Regions from separate parts of the Homo sapiens genome. Here region 2 is linked to region 1. The links are chromatin contacts, found by Hi-C or POLR2A ChIA-PET in ENCODE. All regions are on one chromosome and are shown on one strand. Each heading gives the region's core, a stretch centred on a gene start or an enhancer-like site at or near the end of the contact. The rest is flanking DNA. Distances are from core to core; before and after follow the strand shown.

Region 1 (6,367 bases), core at 1,722-4,221:
GGCAATTTGATGAACTAAGCTAGGAATATGATTTTTCTGGCTCAAAAGGTATGCAAAAGATTATAGGTATAAACACGTGAGAGATATATATATATACATATATATATATAATGCATACCCTTTGAGGCAGAAATCACACTTCTAGGTGTAGTTCATCAGATTGGCTGCTTATTTTAGCCAAAAAATGGGGGTGGGGGCCTTCATATGCATTAATGGAGTACAGATAATTAAATTACGGTACAGTTATAGTTTCTATAAAATGGAATGCTACCTAGCCATTAATACGATACATATTATTAAAGTGGAAAGCTCTATAATATTAAATGGAAATTGAGGCTACTAAATATAATACATCTTCATATACGCTAATGGAGGACAGATAATTAAATTATGGCACAGTTATAGATTCTATAAAATGGAGTACTACCTAGCCATTAATATGATACATATTATTTATTAAAATGGAAAGCTCTGTAATAGTGGAAATTGAAGCTACCAAATATAATTGGTATAATCTCTTTTTATAAAAGCTATAGGTATACTTATATTGATATATGGAGGAAAATAATTTGGAAGGATAGATATCAAAATAGTTATAGTGATCATTCTCACAGAGCCAAGATTAAGAATTAAAAAAATGTTTTTTTGTTTCCTATTAAGTATTGCCAGGTATTTTTTTAAAATCATGACTTATTTAATTTGAGCAAGAGTAGGAGGGACCTATATCATGTTGGAGAAAAGATTTCTACATTCTAAAGGGTAAAAGAACTAGAATCTATGAGAAGAAGGGGCAGGGTGTTACAGATCACAGTTCCTTATATACAAGTAAACTTTTAAACTGTGACTTTTTAACACTAACATTTAACAGACCTGACAGTACAAAATGGGTTGCCTGTAGGTATGAGTTCCACGTCACTAAAAATGTTCAGACGTAAGCTCCAAAGCCATTTGGTAAGTTTATCATGGAAGTAATTGAAGCATCAGTTTTTTTGACGTTTTGCCTTGGGACTCTCTTGGTAGATGATTTTAACTGTGTGAAAAGATGAATGAGGGGACTTAGAAAAGCCTTTCTGATTCTCATTTCCAAATTCAAAGAGAATTATATTTCAACCTGCTTATCACTAAGAAGATACCAGCATGTTAAAATTCACATGAAGTATGACCTTCTTTAAATACGCTACGATGCAGCACCCTCAAAAGTAAAGTACAGAAACTGACAGTAGTGGTATCTGTCTACAGTTTATCATTGGTGAATAAATGAAGGGAAGAAGGAATTGAGTCTGGACTTGCCGCATATGGAACCATGAACTATACACATAGAATGTTGTTTGGGGTCACAAAGTAGTAGATTAGGCCAGTGATTCCTAAACCCTGCTGAACTTCAGAATCCATCTTCAGAGCTTATAGATATAGACATATTACATATTTTAATAGACTCTTGGGTCCTGATCCCACAGATTTAGATTAACTAGCTCTGGAATAGGGCCCAGAAATCACTATCTTTAAAAGAATTCTCAAGTTGTGTTGATGATCAGCCAAGTTCAGACACGACCAGAATAAAATATATATACGTATACATACCTACATATCAGGACAGTTACAAGAAAGGAGAAAGCAAAATAAAGTATTTTGATAAACACATCAAGTTCTTTTGAGTTACTGATATTTTAAAAAGCTGTCTCGGTGAGAAGCCCATTAACATTCTACAGCTAAGTGATGCTACAGCCAGTATTTCTGATGTTTCATTCAGTCCATTAAGCAGAGCTGCTTAAAAGAACTAGTTTTATTTATTTATACATTTATAATCAGGTTCATGAATACAGTCAACACTATGGAAATTCTTGTCAATAAAAAAGTGTTTGTCCACAGACTACACACAGAAATAAAATTATTAGACCTGCATCAGTCACCGTCTGAGCTGGTCATGCCCTTAAAGGAAATTTCAAGGAAGATGGGCTGAAGTTGGTGAGATATCTGCTGATGTTTAAGATGTAAGCAAGGTGGTATCTTACTCATGATCAGGTTAACAATAACACATACATTGAACAGTTTGAGAATTTTGCATCTTTAGCTTTATGTCCAAATGATGAAAAGGGGGTAAGGAAGAAATGATGAAAAGGGGGAAATGATGAAAAGGGGGAAAATGAAGGCAACCTGCAAAACTGATAATGAAAATAGAACATGAAAGTAACTGTCATCACCCACTAACAAAGCACCTCATCTTCCTAAATAACAGAGTCAGCCCTCTAAGTCAGTCTGTCATAAGTGCCAGATTTGTTTTCTGAGGCCACTTTTGGCACCCGAATTCCTGAGGTCTAGCTTCAAATGAGCATTTCCTCCACTGCCAGAGTCCTGCAGGAGGCTGTAGAGATGGATCCCACAGCTGGTCCCTGCACTGACAGGCATGCTGTCGCCGGCTCAGGCATTGTCTAGGGCATGTCCTGCTTAGAATGCTCTTCCCCTAGAACCTGCACGGTAGGGAGCAGATTCCCAGAAACCCTTCCCATCTTTGTTCACAGCCACTTTCCCAACAAGGCCTGGGATCATCTTATTTAAAACTGTGGCACCTGTGCTCCCCACCCACCACCTGATCCACATCTTTTTTTCCATTGCACTTAACACTTTTATTGTAAACCCAGAATTGACTTGTTATGTTTATTGTTGATGTCTGCGCCCTCTGCTAATTACAGAGCTTTATTTGCTTTGTCCATTGATGTAAGTGTCTAGAATAGTGGCTAGCACTTAGTATATAAATATGTGTTGAGTGGATGGATAAGTACATGATGTATTGATTGTTCGATTGTTCATTACTAGCTATTTATGCCACATCAGGCAGTTTTCAGTATAGCCTTCAGTATTCACGTAGTTAAAACCATCCCAAATATTTGTGTTTGAACAACGTTGTCTGTGAAATGGAACTGCCTAGGTCATGAGTGCATTTTGGAGTTCTGCTGTTGAGTCAGAGCATGCTGGCAGTAGTGGCTCCGCTTGTAGAAGTGAAACCTCCTGCTTATGTTTTGGCCCCATGAGATCTCATAAGATTTCCCCCAACATTTTTGGCTTTACTCCTGATGCACACTTTCATATCTCTTAAAGATCAGCCTGTTGGACGTTATTCTTAGAACAGTGCTAAGCACTCAGCAATTAACCTAGTCAATGATATGTGTTGACTGTGGGTGTGACCCACCATGTCTGTTGTGATTTTTAACTTCAGAGTATCTTAGGAATTATCCAGTCCAGCTCATTTTATACTTCAAGAAACTCAGGAAACCAAGATTAGGTTAATCTTCTAAATTCACAGTACTAGCTAGAGGCAGCCCCTTCTGGGACAGGAGTCCTAGTCTGTTTGGTTTCTTTTTTTTTTAAACCCACCATATTGCTAAAACAGATAGCAACACCAGCTTCCTCATGCAGTGCAGTCATCTACTGTCAACACAGGTCTTGGCTTCTTTCCCTTCAGCGTCTCACCCATCTTTCTTAAGGAGGATCCAGATTTCTCCAAATGTTACCTTCATATGGGACCCTATTCTGTCACCCCAATCCAGAGCCTTCTTAGAATGCCTTTCCCACAGGGGCCAGTATATTCTCTCGAGTGCCCGCTGTTTGGGAATGCTTGCTTTTCTGCTTTCCTAGGCCCCCATCACCATGGATGTTCAGCACAGGGACTCTGGAGAAGCACCTGGTTAGTGTCTGGTGGCTGCTTTGTTGTTTTTGACTCCCATCTTTTTTGCCTGTCTCTTCCTCCAGCTTCACCCTCAACTCGGTTTGCCCTCAGGAGTTCTTTACCTCCTTTGATCAGTTTCTCCGGCTCCTTCTTCACCCTTTGTGGCTTCTCAAGGCCACATCACTAGAGTTAGGAGGGGAAAGAAGCAAGCACCCTCCTTTTATCTAGTACTTCATTTTTTTCAGCATTATCTCATTTGCCCTTTACAGCAACCCTGTGTTAAGTGGGAACAGATACTCTTACTCCCTTTTTACTATCAAAGAAATGAAATACAGATATGTAAAGGAAATGATCTCATTGGCAGAACTGGAAGCAGAGCCTCCAAATCTGGGTGTAGAATCTTTTCTACTGTCCCAAATTTTAACAGAGAGACAAAATTTATCACCGTCTGGTATTCTGAAATGTACATAATTTTTCTCAACATCGTACTCAGTTTAAAAATCTTCTGAGGATATTAATGTGGATTTCTCTAGTGTCTTTAGAAACTTGATTTTAGAAAAGGCCACTGACAAGTTAGTGATATAATAAACAGGTCCTCTGATACTGACTGCATTTTCATCTACATTTACCAGTTATTAAATGCTGTTATATGTGGAACTGTGTTTGCAATATTTTATTTACTGTTTTGAGAATTAGGTTGATGGTAAGATTTATTCAAATTCTTGATTTTAATAATGTATCAATACAACTTAATAATTTGATTTATTTGCAAGTTTTGAAAATCCACATATTCTAGTAGATCCTGAACTTAACTAAAAGTGTAAGAAATATTTCACATATAAAACATGATACAGGCTGGGTGCGGTGGCTCACGCCTGTAATCCCAGCACTTTGGGAGGCTGAGGCGGGCGGATCACGAGGTCAGGAGATCGAGACCATCCTAGCTAACACGATGAAACCCTGTCTCTACTAAATATACAAAAAATTAGTCGGGCGTGGTGGTGGGCGCCTGTAGTCCCAGGTACTCAGGAGACTGAGGCAAGAGAATGGCGTGAACCCGGGAGGCGGAGCTTGCAGTGAGCAAAGATCATGCCACTGCACTCCAGCCTGGGAGACAGAGCGAGACTCCGTCTCAAAAAAAAAATATATATATATATATATTTATATATTTATATTTATATATTTATATAGATATTTATATATTTATATATATTTATATATATATTTATATATATATTTATATATTATATATATTGTATTTAAACATTCTTTAAAATATTTATCATTTATCTCAACTAATAGAAAGTGATCTTATCACTTTTTATTATTCATAGACAGACTGAAATTTGTTTTAACTTAAATTCAACCAATGTTTTACTTAATTTTATTAATGTTTTTAAGTTACTCCACTGTCAAGCAAAGCATTTTAAAGTACACTGTGATGTATATACTTTCATAAGAAAAACGAAATGTAATTACATTTTGCAAGTAACACAAATTGGAAGCTGACATTGTCCTGACATGGCTGGCAGTGTCTGCTCCCTGCCAAGCTTCTCTGTATAGCCAATCAAGAGAGTTTATATGCAAAGTAGCAAATACATGGTGTTTTGTAATGCAGCTTTATTCTCACTGCCACTTGCCCTCCTAGAGGCCATGGGATGCACAAATTGTTTGTATGTAAGAGTCCTAGAAGATGTTAAAAACCCTTGTGTCTTATGTTCAGAGCTGTCAGCATGATCTAAGGCCCGAAATCGTAAGGTACAGTAGTGTACAGTAAATTTATATAAAGTCCTTTGATATAAATTGAAGTTGTCCAAATTCATTTCCTATAAAATGATAATATCCAAATTCTAGGTTTGCCTTTGATGTTGTTCCTTCCACTCATTTTTAAGTTGTTTTCATGTTTCACATTGCCAAATGGCACACTACCTGGAGTATGCCCTCTTGTTGAGACCATTCTTAGTTTGATATAGTGTCAAAGAAAAAAAGTGAGAATGTTGGGAATTTGGTTTGCTTTACAAGTTAGGATGAGTGGAGAGAACCCTCTTGACAGGATGAAGAAATCTGTGGAAGTATCATAGCGAACAATAACCACCTGCCTATTATCCAGTTTCCTGAATGATAAAAATTGTCTATGCATCCTGCCTCAAAGGCTTGACCATGGGGTGGTTTTCTCTTCTGACAGATTTAGCTGTTTCCAGTCACATTTGTTATCACTTTTGTGCGATCTTGCTGTTTAGCTCCTTTAAATCAGAAATACATTCTGCTTATGGGAAGACACACACACACAAACACACACACACACAGATTTATACTAAAATCACAAAAACCTTTTAAAATGTCTTGTGAAAATATATTAGCTATCTTTCTTAGAACAAACATAAAGAAGAATAGTAAATAAATGTGCAGTCCAGCACCAGTGTTGACATCTGTTGTGAAATGTGCTACATGGAGTAACCATTGTAGAGACAATCATCTTAGGCACCAAAATGACTTAGGAGCTTCTTTCTTTGTTCTTTCTTATCACTTACTATTTTTATTAGTTTAGCTTTTTCCAAACGTGTTTACTCAGAGATACCTATTTTAGTTAGGAAGAAAAAGAGAAATAACACCAATTAAAGCTAATTGAGGCTGAATTCTTGTCAGTCTTAAAAGAATCCTAATTGTTTCTCTTTGAACTGACTAATCCATAAAAGTTTTCTG
Region 2 (6,367 bases), core at 1,768-4,267, 110 kb after region 1:
ACATATCAACATAAAAATTGCACCAAAAGTGTATGAACTTGAAAGATAGAACATTTATGTCCATTCTCCTGTCTTGTTTTCTCTTGGTTGACATCCTTCATTTATGCGACATTTACGGAGAGCTTGTTATATGCCAGACATTGTGTTATGCTTATTTACATAGTAAGACTGTTTTCCTGCCAAACTAAAGGCATTCTCTAAAAAAGATTGAATTCCCACTGGAGATGAACCCCAGGCTCATGAATAAATTCTTGACAACCGAGAAACATTTCAGGAACATGAGACGATGTTCACTTTGTGATCTGATCCCAGCAAAGATCCTCTCGGTGGAGTCAGATCTGCTGGAATTTTGCTCCTTTAGGAAGTTCACTGTGATTAAAACAAATGGCCAAGGACTAAGGTAATGCCCTCCTAGAAGGACTATCTTCTTATTCATGTTGAAAATGGGGTTTTGCCCAGTGCTCAGCCTACTGGCCCACTCTGCAGGCTGATAACAGCCCCCAAACCCATCTGTCCTGAAAGGCCAGTTATATCAGAGAAGCAGGAAAGGCAGGATACACAAGGGAAAGAAATGTTTTCCCAAATTAAAAACTACCTAAGACAATAAGGATAGCCAATAGTCCCCAGGTCCACCAAAGATGTGGCATTTGACACCATCATTAAAGAAAGGTGACTTCCCTCCCTCCGGTGCTGGAATCAGGCAAAAATCGGGAAATTACTGCAGCATTCCTCTCAGACTGTGACCAGGTGGGTCTCAAGGCTGAAGTATGGTCTGAGAAAGTCCCCCAGAATTTTCCCTAGTAAAGTCTAGGACAGTTAGGGAACCTAAAAGGTTGGTTCTCCCTTTTTTGAGCACCCCACACATATCTCTAACTATATCTGTGGGCTCACTGTTCTGAAAAGACACCAAGTTTTTCCAGACAGAAAGGGTCCAATGACCTATTTCTGGTGACCAAGAGAAACATAAAAGCCTCAAAAACCTCAAACACAAAATACTCCCCACCCCCTACATACACACATGCTGCGATTTTGTAAAAATGTAATTCGTTGGCTGTTGGATTCGTTTTCTTGCTAAACAAAGGCTGCTCCCTGTTTCCTCATATGATGGGCATAATTACCAAAGTGATCCAAGTCTGCACATACTATTTTCCTTCCATTCACTGCAAGTCTGGAACAACAACAAGAGAAGTGACACTCCCAGAAGTGGAATTAACACACACCCCACATACTGCTTTCATGTCTCCTCTGGCTGCCACCTAAAACAGAGTTACAGATCCTGACCCTCCCCATCCTCAGACACAAGGATCACAATTGATCAAACATTGTGGCAGGTGATTGTTTGGAGGAAGACTGAGATAAATGTAAGCTTTTAAAAACAGCTGGTGTTCTTACTTGAATTAAGAGTTTCGAGATCAAGCTATGCGATAAAGAAGTGTAATCCCTGACCATCCCTCTGATCTGGATTCTTCTCTCTGCTACTATGGAATATTTGTCAGTGTCTACCATTTGAAGACTAGGAGGAGGAGAAGGGAACCCTCTGTCTTCCCTCAGATTTTCACTGCCACCTCCACCCCAGCATCTCAGCTGAAATCCACATCTGTTCACAGAAGCCTCCATACTTCCCCAAGTCTGCCCATACACAGGCTTCTGGAGAGATTAAGAAGTTTGACATGGAGAAAGGGTGGAACAAGATGGCCAAATAGAAGGCTCCACTGATCTTCCCCCTCACACGGATACCAATTTGACAAATAGGGTGACCTAGTATTTGCTAGCACAATAGGATGCACAATAGGTGACAAATCAAAAATAATTTAATTGTACATTTTTAAATAACTAAAAGAGTACAGTTGGATTGTTTGTAACACAAAGGATAAATACTTGAGGTAACAGAGACCCCATTTACCCTGATGTGATTATTACACCTTGTATGCTTGTACCAAAATATCCCATAATGCCCCATAAATATATATACCTATTATATACCAACAAAAATTAAAAATTTAAAACAAAAGTTTTCTAGGTACTCCAGGATGGTGATGGTGTTAATGAGCACTGGCTAACACAGGGGCAGGCTGAGGGTGAGGCAAGAAGCAGCTCAAATAGACCCTTTGCAATGGACTGCAGCGGAGCCACGTGGGGAGATGTGGCATTGGTTGTCCACTTACAGTTTTGCTTTTTGAGTGATTTTTATGGTCTCTGCAAGCCTTCTGCAAGGTTTCTTGGATGTGCTTTAAATATTTAACTAAGAAGTTAGTGCCTATCTCACCTAAATTGAAGCTGTGCAGGAAGACTGGTAGCAGTATGGCAAAGAGAACGATCTGCAAGAGAATGTTAGAGCCATCCAGAAAACAGGTGACTGGTGTCAACAGAGTGGATTTGTAGAACACATGAGCAGTTTTAAGGGAGTTGCAGAAATACCTGGGTTGAGACGCAACAAAGTCTGCCTGAAAAACTTTGCCTTGTAAAAGGAGTGGCCACTGAAGGACCAGAGATTCTCTTTGTCCCCATGGCAAGCTAAGAACTTGAGAAGACTTTGGCATACTGTGATCTTGCCATTTCAACTAGACCTCAGAGGATCTAATGGATTCTCATCAACAGCCAGCAGTTCACAGGCTACTTTCTGAAAACAACTGATTCACCAAAACTGAGCCCTAGAAGGCATAAGCATGTGTGGCCATCTCCTGTGGCAATGTCACAACCTGAAACAAACAAATAAAAAAAGCAGAGAGTCCATATGCCAAAGATCAAGGGTGCAGATGTATCCGGGCATTCCCATTGGGACCTTTATTGTGTGAGCCTGAGAAGGACAGTGAATGCAATGTATTATAGGTCCAAGGACAACCAAGCTACTGGATAAGAGAAAGGATGCTGGTCTGAGTGAGAATCTCAACTTCAAGCCCTTAATCAGAATATGCTCATCTAGTTCTGTCTCAGTTCCCCTGTTCATAATGGCAGAAGAGAGGCAAGGGACTCACAAGACAATCTGCAATGCTCTTTACAGCTTGATGACTCAAAGCAGGAGACAGAATTGTGGAAGGTGGTGCTGTGGTGTGAGCCCTAGGCTGGGTTCCCAGACCAGCCCACAGGGAAGCTTCTACCTCTGTTGCAACCAGGAAGTAAGGAATGAGGAAGCTGCCACCGCCCCTGCCACATTCCAGGACACACACCACCAGGGCTGCAGTCTAGGAATCGGGAGCCTGGAAGCATGAAGCTGCCACCACCACTGCAAACTGACTCTTTATACCCCTGGAGCTGGAGTGAAGAGGTTCATGTATTTATTCCCTGAATGATCATCAAAAACAATTTACCCAATCTGCCTGCAGTGAGGGCAGCTTCATCCACACAGGAAAAGAAACTGGGATTTGGGACATTTTTCAAAAGTGAACACAAAGAACGCATATGTTCTAGAAAAAGCACCAGACTAATTAAGTGAATGAGCTTTGAGAACAGACAGATCTGAGTACACAGACTGCCCCCACCAGATACCTGCCTCATTTTCCATATCAGTAAAGTGGGGGTAATAATTCTACCTATATTGCTCTGCTATGACAACAGTTACATGAGGTGATGCACATAGTGTACCTAGCACAGTGCTGGAAAAGGGTGCCAGCTATGCTCGGGCATCCAGCCACCTCCTTCTCCTGTGCCTTCCTGTATTGCAGACCCCTGTTGGATGACAGAGTTGGGAAGCTAAAAGCCACCACAGCTAGAGTTCTGCATGCCAATCAGGGTCTGTGTGGCAGATGCACTGTCATGCAATTTGGAAGGCAGAATCCAGGAGACGCCCAGCGCTGCTACTTCTGGCTTTCTGCTGGTAAGTAAGGTTGTGGAGATGTGGCATTTCTGCAGTGGTGTCCCACTGTCCAGACACTAACTCTAAGGGTGTCAAGAGGCAGTTTGCAGTGGTGGTGGCAGCTTCATGCTCCCAGCTTCCCAATTCCTGGACTGCAGCCATGGTGGTGTGTGTCCTGGAATGTGGCAGGGTCAGTGGCAGCTTCCTCATTCTCCCCTTCCTGGTTGGAACAGAGGTAGAGGCTTCCCTGGTGAGCTGGTCTGGAAGCCCAGCCTGGGGCTGGCCACCCCCACCACTTCCCATGATTGTGTGAGCACCACCTCCCGACACTAATCCCTTCCTGCTTAAAACACCAGGCATCTTCCAGATCCCTGCAGTGAACTCTGACAGTTATGCACCCCATGGAGCACAGGGTAAACTTCCAATACAACTTGGCTATGTCTACATTTTCAACTGAGGACCTACTATGTGCCAAGTCCTAATATACATATTGTTTTAACCCCCAATGATTCTGCCAGCTATGAATTTTTATGACTATTTGTATACATAAAGACGTTCAGTGATTTGCATAAGGTCACTCAACTAATAAATGACAGATGAGTGTGGCCGCAAAACTCATAAGAACACATAACAATCTTAGGACCGACAGAAGTAAAAACCTCTTTGTGTTTTTGCTTTTCTTTACTGATATCATATCAGAGTTCCTCCAGCGAATAAAAGGATCCTAGATGGCCCCTGGGGGCAATTAACTGCTTTTTGGAAGCTTTCAAACTAATGAATTATGAGATGCAAAAATCAATGGAGACTTACTTTAAAAAAGAAACAGCATCCATCATTAGTGATGTTAGAACCAGGTAACACAGAGTTCTCCAAAACTTTAAAGATGCAGACTGCAGCAACTCTGAGAATGGCTCCTACACCTTAGGTGACAGGCCATGTAATTAACCGAGGGCCCCCCTGTACCTCCCACAGCTGTGCCTGGCCAGTGAGTGATCCTCAGGGACGCCAAAGCAGCCGGTTTCTGGGAGACACTGGACTCTTCTGAAGGTTGATCTTGGCCCAAAGACTCCCCAGTAGCCTTACAAACCTTCCTTAAACTGCACAGCTGTTTCAAAACCACAGTGCTCCCACCTAACCTTCCCACCCTCTCCTCTTCCCTGGATCAGGCTTACAGGGCGAGCCGAAACTCTCGCAGCCTTTTCTGATACTCTTCATCTTCTCTCACACGGTAGTGTCCGCTAATGGAATCTTGGCACATTTAACGCCGTTTTGCCATCTGCCTCCCATAAAGCCTGGACTAACACATGGAATTCAGCACTATCGTCTACCCTCCCACTCACAAAACAAGAATTACATTGTATTTTACAATATAAAATGCATGAACACATTTAATGTACTCAGACTCATGTCCAAAACATGAGAGAGAATGTTCTTTAGCACTAAAACTGTTCACCACTACCTGAAGAGCTAAGGAGCTAGTTTTCTTACCAAAAAGAAAAAAGGCGGGGGGAGGGGTGGTGGCGGGTAGAGGGCATTTAAAATAACATCTGAGAGAAGACTATTTAACTCCCAAAACAACTAGATTCCACTGAAATAACAAACAGAAGTAGAATTGCTAAATCCATCTCTTCTCAGAGAAGAAAAGCACATATTTGCTTTTGCTCCAGAGATTTTTTTAATACAGTATTTAATGGGAAGGCTGAGTTTGTAGGGCAGTTAAATCACAGGAGACCCAGAGAACCAAATACTTCACTCTGTGCTTCATCCGACTTTCCCAGTAGCTCTCCGCTGGCCATTATGCCTCATAGAATGCATTCTAATGGCTTAAAATGACAGTGTTTTGTTTACAAAATGGCTCCATTCCTCAAGGAACCCAAGAGCCTGTGCACTGTAACAGGGCTATTGATAGAAAATAAACTGCACAGTGTGACAGAAGCTGGTCCCACCTTCCTGCCCTGTTATCCATTTTGAGGTCAAACGTATCAGCTCAGAAGTAAGGCCTGAGGGGGCACAGCCAAACATCCCTAAGAGAACTGAGCAAAGAGCTCAGGAAGGTGAACTGAGGGCCAACATCCTGGCACCGATACCAAGGAGAGGATTTGACCCAAGTGTTCACTAAATATTCTGACCTTGAGAGGCAAGTCCTGGAATCATGTGGATTTGCTCTGTCTGCTGAATTTTAAAATGTCAGTCTTAGACTAGAGCTTTAGCAGGGGACTCAGCAGCCTCTCTCCTTTCTGTTTCTAATGCCAAAAAAAAAAAAATACTAAACGCAAATATGATCTAAAACAAGGAAGAGGGTCTGTTTTCTGTAAGAGGCAGAATTTATAAGCTTAGAACAATAAGCGAAATATTAGTCCTTAAATTAGTAAATTCCACTTTGATCTTCTATGAGTGAGAGGAAGAGTTTTGCAAGGGAGAGTTGTAAGGAATTCTCTAGAAACAACAGGCCCTGAAATAGGGTAACTTAAGGTGGTATGTCTTTGTTACTTTTACATATTGCACAAATGACCCATCCAGCCTTGGATAATCACTGTATCCTCACTTTGAGAACTTCCAGAGTAGTGACTCAGT

What was found. A loop is a pair of places that touch in the nucleus more often than their neighbours do. ChIA-PET counts read pairs that join two places held with the same protein, here RNA polymerase II (POLR2A). Pooled maps may share reads with other maps.
Region 2: a loop to region 1 is called in a pooled map, with 2.8 times the contacts of the local background. The contact joins two enhancer-like sites. A Hi-C loop is called at or near these places in 2 of 50 pooled maps. POLR2A ChIA-PET finds 5 or more read pairs at or near these places in 4 of 52 experiments (A673, AG04450, GM12878 and 1 more).

Annotation. Positions count from the first base shown.
Region 1 is chr13:97,457,165-97,463,531 of GRCh38, forward strand. All of the region lies in intron 1 of RAP2A (RAP2A, member of RAS oncogene family), which reads left to right. Among named protein-coding and RNA genes, the nearest start is that of RAP2A, 26 kb to the left of the region's middle. RefSeq lists enhancers at 2,697-2,746, 3,107-3,216. Within about 2 kb of position 2,972, at least 2 of the 41 ENCODE cell types and tissues checked have a DNase peak (open chromatin) inside an H3K27ac peak, as active enhancers do.
Region 2 is chr13:97,564,999-97,571,365 of GRCh38, forward strand. All of the region lies in intron 3 of LOC105370324 (a long non-coding RNA gene), which reads right to left. Among named protein-coding and RNA genes, the nearest start is that of RAP2A, 130 kb to the left of the region's middle. Within about 2 kb of position 3,018, at least 2 of the 41 ENCODE cell types and tissues checked have a DNase peak (open chromatin) inside an H3K27ac peak, as active enhancers do.